Regions from separate parts of the Homo sapiens genome. Here region 1 is linked to region 2. Evidence: chromatin contacts called from ENCODE Hi-C or POLR2A ChIA-PET data. All regions are on one chromosome and are shown on one strand. The core of a region is the stretch at or near the end of the contact, and the rest is flanking DNA. Distances in the headings are between cores, read along the strand shown.

Region 1 (6,994 bases), core at 1,483-3,982, 94 kb before region 2:
GAATGGCAAGCACCACTGATCAGGTACTGACTGGCACCAGGGGCAGTGCATGGGGCCTGACAGCTCCTCCTATCCTCCCCACACCGGGCTCCGAACCAGGGCCCTACGGTTGCCCCATACAGCAGAGGCTCAGAAGGAGGGCTTGTCCCAGGTCAAGTGGCCAGACACACTGAGCAGGGCTCTGGCCAGCTCTGCCCTGTGCCACACGGAGGGGCGTCTTCATGTCTTATGGGAAGGGGGAAAGGTGGGCCGCCTGGCTTAGCAACCTCAGGCCCTGCAGGACCCTCAGAAGCACCCGAGACGAGACGCGTCTTTCTTCTAAGCCAGAGCAGTGAGGAATGCATTGGAAAACGACTCCCCTTACCGCCCCCCCTCCCCGTTTATCTGCCGCCAGCACCTCTTGGGGCCAGGGGTTTTTCCAACTGTTCCATAGACCCTAGGGGGCATCTGGTGGGGAATGGAGAGGTCCAGGTGAGGTCTCACAGCCCCTACCCCTGCATCCTTCTGTATTGATCACTTGGGTCAGATTCATTTCAAGAAGAAAGAAGAACAAGATTGCAATGGGAAGGCGGGTGTGAAATATAGCTTGGACCCCACTGCTGTCAAGACTTAGGAGCCACTGGGATGAGAACTGTGGCTTCCTGAAGTCCCCCAACTTCTGTAACTCAGCTCTTCCCAGGCCACCACCGCCAGGGCAAGCAGACAGAGCAAAGCAGCGCTGCCAGGTGAGGAGGCCTGGGCATCGAGTTCTGTCTTTCATCCAAGCCCACCACGTGGGCACTACTGTGCCTCTAGGGTGGATGAGGAAACGGGGGCTCAGAGACCTTAAGTGACTTGCCCAAGGTCACACAGCCAGTCAGCATAAGACTCAACTAGGACACTCTCCAGTCCGTGTGATTCCAAAACCCAAGCTTCTGCACCACCCACCCTCCCCTGAAGAAGCCACAGGGTCACCCTGACAGTGTCACAGGCTCTTGCCCCCTTCCTGCTCTTGTTTCATGTCAAGCCGCCCCCAGGGTTTCTTCGGGCACCAGGAAGACTCACAAATGCTCAGGAACAGGTCTGAGGAACGACTAAGGGAGGCCACCGTGGTGCCACGCAGGGCAAAGCTGCCCCTGCCATGGAAACTGCCACACCCTCCACCACTCACCCCTGCCACCCCTCACTGGGAATAACAGCAACATCTGCCACTCCCCGGTGGATGATGTCCCAATTTGCCAGAGCCCTGTGCCTCCAAGAGGCCCCAGAGCAAGGTTGTGTGGGTTCCAGGTGCCCGTTGTCCTTACAGAAATGTCTACGCCTGCGTCCAGTTGGGTCCTAGAGCCGCCACCACCACACTGCCACCTGGGGTCATGCCTCCTCCCTAAGAAGCAAGGCCAGGCTCTTTCTTCCCTGCAGGCGAAGGTCCTCCCAGGAAGCCCCTGACATCCCAGGGGTCAACCAACCATCTATGTCACCAGAGAGGCACAGGCAAATGGGACCACCCAGGCCCAAGCTGGGGCCCTCTCTGCGCTTAGAAAAAGTCGATTGTTGCTGATGGTGGGTGGGGGTTAGAGATAGAACCACAAAGCAGACAGAGGCCAACTTGGCTTTGTGTGAACTCAATACACAAACTGGAGTGTCTGGAAGGTAGGGGAGTGGAACCTTGGGGAGTGAATGGAACTTTCTTTGAGAGTGGGGGAATCATTAGCACCTGCTTAGTGGGCACCAAGCCTTGCTCCCTGGAGCTGGAGCGGTGGCTTCCAACCTGGCAGTGCGGGAGGGGTGCTGGGAGGCTGTTTGTTTACGCTGTGGGAGGGGAGGGGATGGAGATTTTCAGGCCCTCAGATCCACTCCAGTGACTTACACACCCCACCTTCAGCAAGAAACAGAGAGGTTTTCATTGTCATTAGAGGGGATGGGGCGAAATGTGTACACTCTGCAGAAGGACGTCCACCTAGACATTAACCAGAGTCATCTCCAGGTGAAGCGTGTTGATGACTTTTACCTTCTTTCTTGTAGTTTCCAGTGTTGCTTCAACTCATCAGTTTATGGTACAATAAGGGTGTATTTTTTCAGAAACAACAGTGACATTGCCCAACCAAGAAATAATTTTTTTTTCTCGAGCCGGAGTCTCACTCTGTTGCCCAGGCTGGAGCACAGTGGTGTGATCTCAGCTCACTGCAACCTCCGCCTCCCGGGTTCAAGCAATTCTCTGTCTCAGCCTCCCGAGTAGCTGGGATTACAGGTGCCCGCCACCACGCCAGGCTAATTTTTGTATTTTTAGTAGAGACAGGGTTTCACCATCTTGGCCAGGCTGGTCTTGAACTCCTGACCTCATGATCCACCCTCCTCAGCCTCCCAAAGTGTTGGGATTACAGGCGTAAGCCACCGTGCCCAGCCAAAAATTGTAAAATCAAGACAAAAAGTGTATAAATACCAAGATGCTCTTGCAGAAAGATGAGGCAGATCTTTCTCTGCACGAAAGAAAAACGTGCAGACGGGTGATTGCACAACCAGAGCAGCCAAGAGCTAGACCCAATGGAGTCTCCAGCAGCAGCAATGAGTTTCAGAAACTTGTGGAGAGCAAGCTCTGGGGGAACACAAGTGCCTCTGGGAGACGCCAGTCAAGAAGGGATCCCTGAGGATCACAGCAGGGGGCTGGGATCTCGGAACCCAAGAGGACCCAGGCCTGGCTGGGAAGTGGGGGTCACATGCTGTTTGCTGGGCAGCCGGGGGCCAATGACTCACCCTCCCAAGAGCACGGTGCTGTCTCTATACTGGGGATGGCACAGCTACCAGTGTTAGTACTGGGATCATAGAGTTCAGATGGGCAGGGCAGCTTCTCCCCAGTGTCCCATCTGAAAATCCCCTGGGATGGAGAACTCGCCCCGGTCCCTGGGACTCCAGCTCGGGTTCCATCAACAGTTCTTCTTAAAAGCTCGTGGCCGGGAGGCAGCACTTGTCTCCTGGAAAGCCATCAGGTTGCTAAATGCACCCACCCTTTGACCAAGCGATTCCACTTTTAGGAAGTTATACCACGGACGCATTCACACGGCAACAAGGGGAAATGCTGAAAGAAACTCATTGCATCGTGTTTTTAATAACAGAGCTTTGGAAATGCCTTAAACACCCATCCGGGGGACTGATGATGAACACGAAGAGTGCACAGTGCAAGAGTATTCGGCTGGTAAAAATACCTGCCTGAGGCCGGGTGCAGTGGCTCACACCTGTAATCCCTGCACTTTGGGAGGCCGAGGCAGGTGGATCACTTGAGGTCAGGAGTTCAAGACCAGCCTGGCCAACATGGCAAAATCCGGTCTCTACAAAAAAAAAAATAATAATAATAATAAATATATATATATACACACACACACACACACACATACACACACACACAAAAATTAGCTGGGGGTGGTGGTGCATGTCTATAATACCAGCTACTTGGGAGGCTGAGGCAGGGGAATCGCTTGAACCTGGGAGGTGGAGGTTGCAGTGAGCCAAGATCATGCCACCGCACTCCAGCCTGGACGAGAGAGCGAGATCCGTCTCAAAAAAAAAAATGCCTGCCTGCTAGGGCCCGTCCCCGGGATTCTTCAAGGACAGAAAAAGAACAGGAAGCCTTCATTTGTATTTTGAAAGGGGCAGCTCGATTCACACCCCACCCTGACTGTGAGTAGAAACATCTAGTGCTCACCTATAGCCAGTTTTCGTCTCTTTCTTAGGACCCGCCACCTTTGCGGTTGCATGAGGCCCCCGGCTAGTGAGCCGTGGGAGGAAGTGATGTGATGCTCTTTCCCGTGACTCAGTGATCTGGAGATGGGGGTGCCACCAGCAGGAGGCAGCCTGGATTTTTAAGCCTCCCTTCATAGCGAGGGCAGTTACCCCGAAGAATCACCTGGAGGCTGGGCACGGTGGCTCACACCTGTAATCCCAGCACTTTGGGAGGCCGAGGTGGGCAGATGACTTGAAGTCAGCGGTTCGGGACCAGCCTGGCCAACATGGTGAAACCCCGTCTCTACTAAAAATACAACAATTAGCTGGGCGTGACGGCACACGCCTATAGTCCCAGCTACTCGGGAGGCCGAGGCAGGAGAATCGCTTGAACCCGGGAGGCGGAGGCTGCAGTGAGCTGAGATTGTGCCACTGCACTCCAGCCTGGGCAACAGAGAGAGACTCTGTCTCCAAAAAAAAAAAATAAAAGAATTGCCTGGACACACAGCAGACTTTGCCGGATGCGAAACAAACCTTGACCATTTTAAGGCGCTCAGATGCGGGGTTCATTTGTTACCACAGCAGAGGGAGCCCTGCTGACCAATACAGCTGCACACCCAGGCACAGGTGAAGCCTGGCCCGGGTCCTGAGGGGACTCTTGGAAAACCACATTCCAGTTCAGGAGATGCTGAGAGATCTTGGCAAGTCCTTTGACTCTTCTAGGCCCGTTTCCCCATGTGGATGGTGGGGTAAGGGACTTTTTCTCCTCTGACTAAGGCCTATGCTGCTTAAATCCCTAACCCCAAAGGCTCAAGGAAGACCTGCCAGTCCTATAGGGGCAGCTGGGTGCTCACTGCACATTGGCCGCTGGGAAGAGCACCTCGGAGGCATCATGGAACCCTCACAGTGGCTCCAGGAGGGAGGTGCCATCACGATCCCATTTCCCCATGAGAAAACTGAGCTTCAGAGAGGCAAGGTTACTTGCCCAGGAACACTAGCATCTGAGATTTTTGACTGCTCTAATGCCAATTACCGCCTGGTATTTTTATTTCTTACAAAAGCAACTAACTTAAGGCCGGGAGTTGGTTCACGCCTGTAATCCCACGCTTTGGGAGGCCCAGACAGGAGGATGGCTTGAGGCCAGGAGTTCTAGACCAGCCTGAGCAACATAGTGAGACCGTGTGTCCACAAAAAAGTAAAAAACTAGCTGGATGTGGTAGCTACTCCGGAGGCTGAGGTGGGAGGATCGCTTGAGCCCAGGAGTTCAAGGCTGCAGTGAGCTGTGGTGGTTCCACAACACTTCAGCCTGAGTGACAGAGTGAGACACTGTCTCAAAAAAGAAAAAAGAAAAAAAACTTAAAAGAAAGCCAGCTGTCAATAACATAAGAGAACTGAGAATAAAAATTTTTTAAAATACACATAAAATGTGCCATCTTAACCATTTTTAAGTGTGTAGTTCTGTAGTGTTAAGTACATTCATGCTATTGTGCAACGGTCACCACCATCCACCCACAGAACTCTTTTCATCCTGTAAAACTTAAACTCTGTACCCGTGAAATACTAACTCCTCCTTCTCCCTGGCCATCACCATTCCACTCTCTGTCTCTATGAATGTGACTTCTTTAGAGCCTCACATAAGTGGAATCCTATTGTATTTGTCCTTTTGTGACAGGCTATTTTACTTAGCGTAATGTCTTCAAGGTTCATCCATGTTATAGCGTGTGTCAGAATTTCCTTTTTATGGCTAAATAATATTCCATTGTACGTATGTATCAAATTTTGTTTATTCCTGCATTCAAGGACACTTGAGTTGCTTCCACCTTCTGGCTATTGTGAGTGATGTTGCTATGAAGATGGGAGCATGAATATGTCTTCGAGGCCTTGCTTTCAACGCGTTTGGGTACATACCCAGAAGTGGAAATGCTAGATCATATGGTAATTCTATTTTTACTTTTTTTGAGGAACTGCCATGCTGTTTTCCACAGCGGCTGCACCATTTTCATTCCTACCAGCAATGCTTGAGAGTTCCAATTTCTCCACCTCCTCCCCACCAGCCCTTGTTCTTTCTGGTTCCTGATAGTAGCCATCCTAATGGGTGGGAGGTGACGTCTCATCCGGGTTTTCATCTGCATTTCCCTAATGATTAAGGAGGGGATAAGGGCTTTTTCTTTTTTCTTTTCTTTCTTTTTTTTTTTTTTTTTTTTTTGAGACAGAGTCTTACTCTGTCGCCCAGGCTGCAGTGCAGTGGCGCAATCTCGGTTCACTGCAACCTCCGCCTCCCGGGTTCAAGCGATTCTCCTGCCTCAGCCTCCTGAGTAGTGGGATTACGGGTGCATACCACCACACCGGACTAGTTTTTGTATTTTGGGTAGAGATGGGATTTCACCTTGTTGACCAGGCTGGTCTTGAACTCCTGACCTCAATTGATCTGCCTGCCTTGGCCTCCCAAAGTGCTGGAGTTACAGTCATGAGCCACCTCGCCCAGCCTGGTGAGGGTTTTTTCAATGCCGCTGGTGGGTCTACAGCAGTGCAGTCACCTGGTTCTGCTTCCACAGGAGGAAATGAGGGTCCCGGTGCCACCCCCCTCCCGGGGATGTTGTGGGAGTCCTCGAGCCCCAAACAAGCTAGTGGGGCTGCGTCTGCAGTGTGACCTGTGCCCCAGTGAACAGGCTGGGGGCCCAACTTCTCCGGAACCTCAGCCTCCGCCGATGTTGCAACCTCTCCTTCCCCTGCTGGGCCTCAGCAGGAACTGAGCTGGGCTTTTCCAGCTCCGGCCAATCCTGTGACCTGCAGTCCCCACCCAGCCTGGAACTCAGAGCAGAGAGGAGTCAGCACCACAGGGAGGCAGGTGACAGGGTCGTCTGCATGTCCCTTGGCTTCCGCATCCAGACAAAGGGCAGCTCTGTGTACAGTGTGTACAGGACATGCAGGACGAGCGTGCGGACTGTGTGGCCAGACAGATGCGGTCTGAGTCCCATTTCTGCCATTTGCCAGTGGTGTGACCTGGATAAGTCACTTCCCCTCCCCAGCCCTCACTTCGATCTGTGAAATGGTGCTTGGCACGCGGTAAGAACTCAGTACCTCCTACGATTCTCAACCCCATCCTTCTCCTCATCACCATCAACATCCACCAGGATGACCAGGTCACGCCTGTGTCCAACCATCCATGGCTCCCCCACTGCCTGCCAGAGACAGCCCATCACACTCTCATGGCTGCTGGCCACCGCCCAGACTGACCCCTGCCCACATCTCCATCCTCCTCTCCCTCTCGCTCGTCACATTCGGGGCTGCCCTCCTGTCC
Region 2 (7,047 bases), core at 2,718-5,217:
CCTCAGGGTCTCATGCAGCATCCAGGCTGCTGAGTTCCCGGAGGTAGACACAGATGAGCATTTCTGGGTGCAGGGGCAGAAAGAAAGTTACAGTGCCAAGAGCTGGGGGCAGGACAGGGTTTGCCTCCCAGCCGGGTCACCCTCACGGGCGTTTTTGCCTCTCTGGGAAAAAGCATCTTGTGAAGCAGTGGAGATGATACCTGCCGACTTCCCACTCCACGTGGAGGAGAATCTGAAATGAGAAAATGGATTCTCAAAAACCTCTGTTTCTAAGTAAGCCTGAGAGAGTTCAATGGAGGCAGAAACAGATGGCTGCACCGAGGGACCGCGTCCCTCTTACCTGGCTTCCCCAGGGCCCAGAGCAGGGCCTGAGACCAACAAATACCCCCTAGCCAGGAGTTTCAATGAGCTGAAATCTGTTTCACTTTTAGGAAGAAGTGGGAAATGCACTCCTTCATTCATTCACTCATTCATTCATTCATTCAACAGTTTTCTGTAAGTCTGCTGTGTGCCAGGCACTGTGCTAGATACCCAGGCTACAACTGTGAACAAAACATTCCTGTCCTGAAAGAGGTCACCGTCTGGCTGGGGAGACAGACGTTAAAGAAATAAACAGGCAAACAAACACGCAGCCACAAATATCCATAAATGCCCTGAAAGGAAAACTCATGAGCCATGAGCACGTAGGAAATAAAAAGGAGCTGGGGGAGGGGCAGGCAGGGCAGGCCTCCCTGAGGAGGTGACCTTTAAGAGGGACCTGAGGACTGAGCCAGAGTTAGCCTGGTGAGGAGTGGAGGAAAAGAATTTCAGGCAAAGGGAACAGCGTGTGGGTGCTCTGAGCCTGGAGGCCAGAAGGAGCTTGGGCATGCGTGCAAGGACAATGTCTGTGTGGTCCAGAAGCCGGCAAGGGAGGCGTCTATGGAAGGCCAGTTAGATAGGGTCACACTAAGGATCTTGATTTTCGAAAATGGCCACAAAATAGGCTCCTGGGGACTTAAACTAAAATACACACCCCTGTTTTTCAAAGTGATTCCCGGGATTGGGCTTATATTCAATCCAGTTTCACTCACCTTCTACCTGTTCCAATCTGAAGGCACTGGACAATCTAGAATCAGAAATGCATTTCATCATACTCTGCACATTGCACTAAGAAAGAAAAGGAAGGCTGAGGCTGGGCATGGTGGCTCACGCCTGTAATCCCAGCACTTTGGGAGGCCGACATGGGCAGATTGCTTGAGCCCAGGAGTTCGAGACCACCCTGGGCAACATAATGGAACCCCATCTCTACAAAAAATACAAAAATTAGCCAGGTATGACCCACAGGTGCATGCCTGTGGGTCCCAGCTACTCAGGAGGCTGCGGTGGGAGGATGGCTTGAGCCCAGGAGCTCGAAGGTGCAGTGAGCCTTGATCACACCACTGCACTCCAGCCTGGGCAACAGAGTGAGTCCGTTTCCATGAGAGAAAGAAAAGAGAAAGAGAGAGAGAGAGAAGGAGGGAGGGAGGGAGGGAAGGAAGGAAGACTTTTAACAGGAAGATTAGAATTAGGGTTGGATCTGGGGTTAGAGTTGAGTTTTCGGTTAGGTTTAGAGTTGGGTTGGGGTTAGAGTTGGTTTTGGTGTTTCGGTTAGGCTTGGGATTGGATTTAGGGTTGAGGTTAGGATTGGAGTTAGCATGGGTTTGGGATTAGGGTTGGCTTTAAGATTGTGGTTGGTATTGGGGCTAGAACTGGGTTTAGATTTGGTTTGGGGGTTAGGGTTGGGATTATAGAGGCTTGAGTTCCACTAAGTATATTTATGTCACTGGCCCCAAACTAAATGATTTTTGTTTAATGAATGAATCACTATGTTTCATTGTGAACCAGCAAGACAAAGTGACCAGCCAAACTCACTTCCCTGGATATTCTGGGTTTTTTCTTTGGATTATTCTAAGAACAGGCTAGGAAAATTTACCTGTGCACTAATTTCATATTCTTCTTTTTAAGGTGGAACTAAAAATGATACCACAGTAGGAAGCAAGAGAGGAATAGTCAGTCTGTGCGTTTCAAACAGGTGACCAAGGAAGGAGAATTGGGGCCCAGCAGACAAGAGCCACGGGATGGGGGTGGAGACAGGTCCCAGGCAGTTGTTACCATAAGGCTGTGGGAAGCAGGAAGCAAGATGCTCTCAGGGAGGTCAGAAGAACCAGGTCAGGCTGGAAGGTGGAATCTAGATGAGGATTTAGGGGAGGCAAAAGGCAAGAAGATGAGCAGTAAAGCTGAAGAGCTGGGCGGGCCACAGATCATGGAAAGCCCTGCAAGCCATCCAGATGTAACTCGAGTAACTCCGGGGCCCATGTGGCCCCATCTCTGCAGAGTCTCACTAAAGCAGCTCGGGGCAGCAACCCAACATTCTTTATAGGGACTTTCAATATTTTTTGTGTCACACTAAGGAGAGTCCAATTTATACCCCTCAGCAGGACTTCTCAGCCCCATCACCTCTCCCTCCAGGACCCTTGCACTATATGCCACCCCCCGAGTTCCCCATTTGCAGTCCCCTGCCCTCTTTCTGCTCACTCGGTTCTTCTTCATTCCACCCAGCTTAGCCCGGGTGACTCCAGTGCTTTGTTTTCTTTCTGTTTTTCCCAGAGTCCCTCCAAAAACAACAGCACAGAGCTCACCCAGCAAGTGTGCATCTCAGCCTCTCCCATCCTGCCCCAGTCCTGTCCCCTCAGTCGCCCCCTGAAAGATCCTGACCAGACTGGGAAAAAGGGGGTACGTGGGGGAAAGCCCAACGGGCAAGGTGAGGATGCTCTCTCATGAGGCGCAGGTGAGCAGGCAACATTTCTGTGACTTGCTCTTGTCAGAGTACAAAGATCCCACTGTCTCCATGGGCAATGGGGAGCCATGGGAGGGTTCAGAGCCAGAGACTGGAGCAGGCAGATTCGTGAGTGCCTTGAGAGCAGGGCCCTGGATGTTTTGTGGGTGACCCCCACCCCCATCAGCACCTATAAGATTCTGCTTAAATATGTGATGAGTAAAGAGGTCAGTGGTGAATGAATGAATTCCTTTTTTATTTATTTATTTTTTTTTTTTTGAGAAAGAGTCTCGCTCTGTTGCCCAGGCTGGAGTGCAATGGCGTGATCTCAGCTCACTCACTGCAGCCTTGACCTCCCTGTGGCTCAAGCAATCCTCCCACCTCAGCCTCCCAAGTAGCTAAGACTATAGGTGCATGCCACCACACCCAGCTAATTTTTTTTATTTTTGGAGTGATGAGAGGATCTCACTATGTTGCCCAGACTGGTCTCGAACTCCTGGACTCAAGGAGTCCACCCGCCTCAGCCTCCCAAAGTGCTGGGATTGACAGGTGTGAAGCCACTGCACCCAGCCATGAATGAGTTTTGAACTCCATGAGCATTCTGGATTTTCGTGCAGGGCTCAAAGACCCCAGAACACTTGCAGCCTCACCATCGCTTCTCTAAGTCCTTGTTCCTCATTTTTGTGCCAGCCAGGGATCTTCCAACAGTGACCTCCAAGCTGGTAAGGGATGGGGGACCCAGGCTCCCCGATCCGCACAGTGGAGCTTCTGGACTGTCTCCATCAATCTGCTGGGAATGGCCCATGGTCCCCTGGGCAAGACCCATGGTGCACGGGAAACCTCCTAGCGCTTTGGCTCTGGCTGTCATTCTGGTTTCCAGCAACATATAAAAATAGCTTCAAGGACACACAGGGGCCGGGAGGGGGAGACCTGGCCCCCGGCTTCCAGGAGAGCTGGCTACACACGACTCCTATCTCTCTCCCTCTCCAAGGCCCCCTGCCGCCCTCTGACTCTGGCTTTGAACCCTGGTCTGTATTTCCCCATGGACCACGGGCCTAAACCCGCAGAGCTCCTCCGCCAGCAGTTCCATCACCAAGACAAGCAGACGCAGAAGTCGCGGGGGAGGCGGCTGAAATTTCTCCCACAGCCAGCGCTGAGCATGAGTCCTGCAGGGCCCCGGTGCATGATGGAAGGACGGAGGCTGCGGTCCAGGGCTGAGCCCGCGAGGCTGTGGATAACCAGGGAGCCAGCCGGGAGGGGAGGGGCCGCCCAGCTGCAAGGGGCTTGCAAGGCTCTGCCAGGTCTTCTGCGTTTCCATCCCCCTAAACAACGGTGAGGCTAGTGTGTGCCCCAAACCACCTTCCAGGGCCCTGCAGAGCCAGCCCAGGGGCTGGGAGAGACCTCAACAGCAGGAGCAGCCCCCAGCCAGGGCGGAAGGCGAGGAAGGGGGAGGGGAAGCCCAATGACCTCGGGCACCTGGTGAGCGCAGACTGTGCCAGGTGCTGTGCCCCCATCTTCTCCATGAAGGAGCTGTCAAGATTCGTCCCCATCACACAGATGAGCAGAGCGAGGCTCAGAGTGGGGTGACTGACCACACAGCACGTAGGGCACACAGCTAGCCGGGTAGAGCCAGGATTTCAACCCCGGGGGCTCAGGAGCCTGTGCATGAAAGGCAGGGGCTCAGGGTAAACGCTAAAGGCTGGGGCCCCTTTTTTAACACGCTTCCCAAAAGCCCCAAAATAGACCCGCTTTCCTGATGAAGGTCTCCTCCCATCAGCTCCACAAATACCCACGTTCCCAGGCCGAGCCCAGGGCGGGGCCGCAGGAGTCAGCGCCCAGCGGGACCTATTTCTGGCTGCCACCCGGCCCGGCCACAAGCAGCCTTCTGTGGTGGCCTCAGCCACAGCCCACAGCTGAGGCACAGGCCTGGCCCAGCCTCCAAAGGCCCCTTTGTCCAGCTGCCTGGGCTGCTGAGCCTGGCTCCTGGACATCCGGAGTAGGGGGGCAGAGGGTGACCTGGGGCAGAGGTGGAGGGCTCGGCATGGACTGAGGCCCTGTGTGATGGCCGCGGCCAGCTCAAAGGACATTCCAGTGTCCTGTACCCTTGCAAGAGGAAAACAGTTTTCACCTCGGGACGGGCCTCAGCTGGCCTCAGAGAGGTGAACTCACCCTCCCCAGCTCACACACACTCACACTCACACACACACACACACACACACGTCAACTGCTGGGTGCAGCCACCATGTCCACAGGGACACGAGGAGGTGAGAGCCAGGGATCAGCATCCAGTAGGCTGGGATTCTCATCCCGGCTTCTCCGTGGGATCATCTGATACCCATGGCATCATCTAATTTCCCAGATATTCTCATCAGGGTCATTTCCCAGGTGATTTGTTCAAGTTAGGATCCAGGTAATATCTCCACGTGGCATATGGTTGCTATGTCCTATTGCTTTTTAAAAAGTTTTTCATTTCATGCCATCGATTTATTGAAGAAACGGGGCCAGTGTCCTACAAGTGTCCACAACCTGGATTGGTCTATTTGCTTCCTCATCGTGTCATTTTTTTTTTTTTTTTTTGAGACAGTCTTACTCTGTCACCCAGGCTACAATGCAGCGATGCAATTTGTAATTTTGGCTCACTGCAACCTCCACTTCCTGGGTTCAAGCGATTCTCCTGCCTCAGCCCCCCGGGTAGCTGGGACTACAGGCACACTCCACCGCACCCGGCTAATTTTTGTATTTTTAGTAAAGATGGGGTTTCGCCATGTTGGTCAGGCTGGTCTTGAACTCCTGACCTCAAGTGATCCGCCCACCTTGGCCTCCCAAAATACAGGGATTACAGGCATGAGCCACCAAACCCGGCCCCTTGCAGTGTTTTTTAACTCGTTTGTCTCTCCCTGTATTTCCTGTGAGTTAGAGATGAGCCCCCTCTCTTTTTTGAATAACTGCTTATTCATACGCCATAACATTAACCTTTTCCTCTTTTTGAGATGAGGTCTCACTCTGTCGCCCAGGCTGGAGTGCAGTGGTGCTGTCACGGCTCCCTGCAGCCTCAACCTCCCGGGCTCAAGTGATCCTCCCACCTCTGCCTCCTGAGTAGCTGGGACCACAGGCATGTTCCCCCACATCTGGCTATTTTTGTTTTGTTTTGTTTTGTTTTTTTGTAGAGACAGGGTTTCACCGTGCATCATGTTGTCCAGGCTGGTCTCAAACTCTTGGACTCAAGCAATCTGCCCGCCTCCAATTCGCCCTTTTAAAGTGTACAACTCAATGGTTTTTAGTCTATTCACAGAGCTGTGCAACCATTTCCACTGTCAAATTTCAGAATATTTTTTTCTCCCCCAAAAGAAACTTCTTACCCATTAGCAGTCACTCCCCATCCTGCCCTCCTGCCAGTCCCTGGCAACAACTAATCTGCCCTCTCTCTATATATATGGATTTGCCTGTTCTGAACATCTCATATCAATGAAATCACAGGAAATGTGGCCTTTGTGTCTAACTGCTTAACTTAGCGCCGTGCTTTCAAGGCTCATCCATGTCATGCCGTGTGTCAACACTTCATTCTTTTTTATTGCCAAATAATAATCCATTGTAGGATACACCACATTTTATTTACCCATCCATCAGTTGATGGGCATTTGAATTGTTTCCATCCTTTGGTGATTATGAATAAAGCTGCTCTAAGTATTTAAATGCTTGGCCAGGCAAGATGGCTCACGTCTGTAATCTCAGCACTTTGGGAGGGTGAGACGGATGGATCACCAAGTTCGAGACCAGCCTGGCCAATATGGTGAAACCCCGACTCTACTAAAAATACAAAAATTAGCCGGGCGTGGTGGCGCATGCCTGTAGTCCCAGCTATTTGGAGGCTGAGACAGGAGAATCGCTTGAACCCAGGAGGCAGAGGTTGCAGTCAGCTGAGATCGCACCATTGCACTCCAGCCTGGGTGACAAGAGTGAAACTCCATCTCAAAACAAAAATAAAAATAAAAATAAAATGCTTATAATGTGCATAAGTGTTTGTGTGACTATATGTTTTCAGTTCTCTTGGGTATATACCTAGGAGTAGAATTGCTGGGTCATAGCAACTCCATATTTAACATTCTGGGGAACTGCCAAGCTGTTTTTCAAAGTAACTGCACCATTTTACAATCCTACCAGCAATGCTTGAGGGTTCCCGTTTCTCCACATCCTCATCAACACTTGTTTTTGTCCACCATCCCATAAAGGTGAAGTGGCATCTCATTGTGGTT

The links. A loop is a pair of places that touch in the nucleus more often than their neighbours do. ChIA-PET counts read pairs that join two places held with the same protein, here RNA polymerase II (POLR2A). Pooled maps may share reads with other maps.
Region 1: a loop to region 2 is called in a map of HepG2, with 2.3 times the contacts of the local background. The contact joins two enhancer-like sites. A Hi-C loop is called at or near these places in 6 of 168 maps with a recorded cell type or tissue (HepG2, Right ventricle myocardium inferior, aorta and 3 more) and 6 of 50 pooled maps. POLR2A ChIA-PET finds 5 or more read pairs at or near these places in 6 of 52 experiments (BJ, Caco-2, Panc1 and 2 more).

Annotation. Positions count from the first base shown.
Region 1 is chr9:129,343,534-129,350,527 of GRCh38, reverse strand. It overlaps LINC01503 (long intergenic non-protein coding RNA 1503), which reads right to left. Exons shown (of 4, transcript NR_120686.1): 4 at 3,051-3,302. Among named protein-coding and RNA genes, the nearest start is that of LINC01503, 10 kb to the right of the region's middle. Within about 2 kb of position 2,732, at least 7 of the 41 ENCODE cell types and tissues checked have a DNase peak (open chromatin) inside an H3K27ac peak, as active enhancers do.
Region 2 is chr9:129,250,956-129,258,002 of GRCh38, reverse strand. IER5L-AS1 (IER5L antisense RNA 1) reads right to left here. Exons shown (of 7, transcript NR_187590.1): 3 at 1,071-1,105; 4 at 201-232. Among named protein-coding and RNA genes, the nearest start is that of IER5L-AS1, 18 kb to the right of the region's middle. RefSeq lists an enhancer at 4,349-5,204. Within about 2 kb of position 3,967, at least 12 of the 41 ENCODE cell types and tissues checked have a DNase peak (open chromatin) inside an H3K27ac peak, as active enhancers do.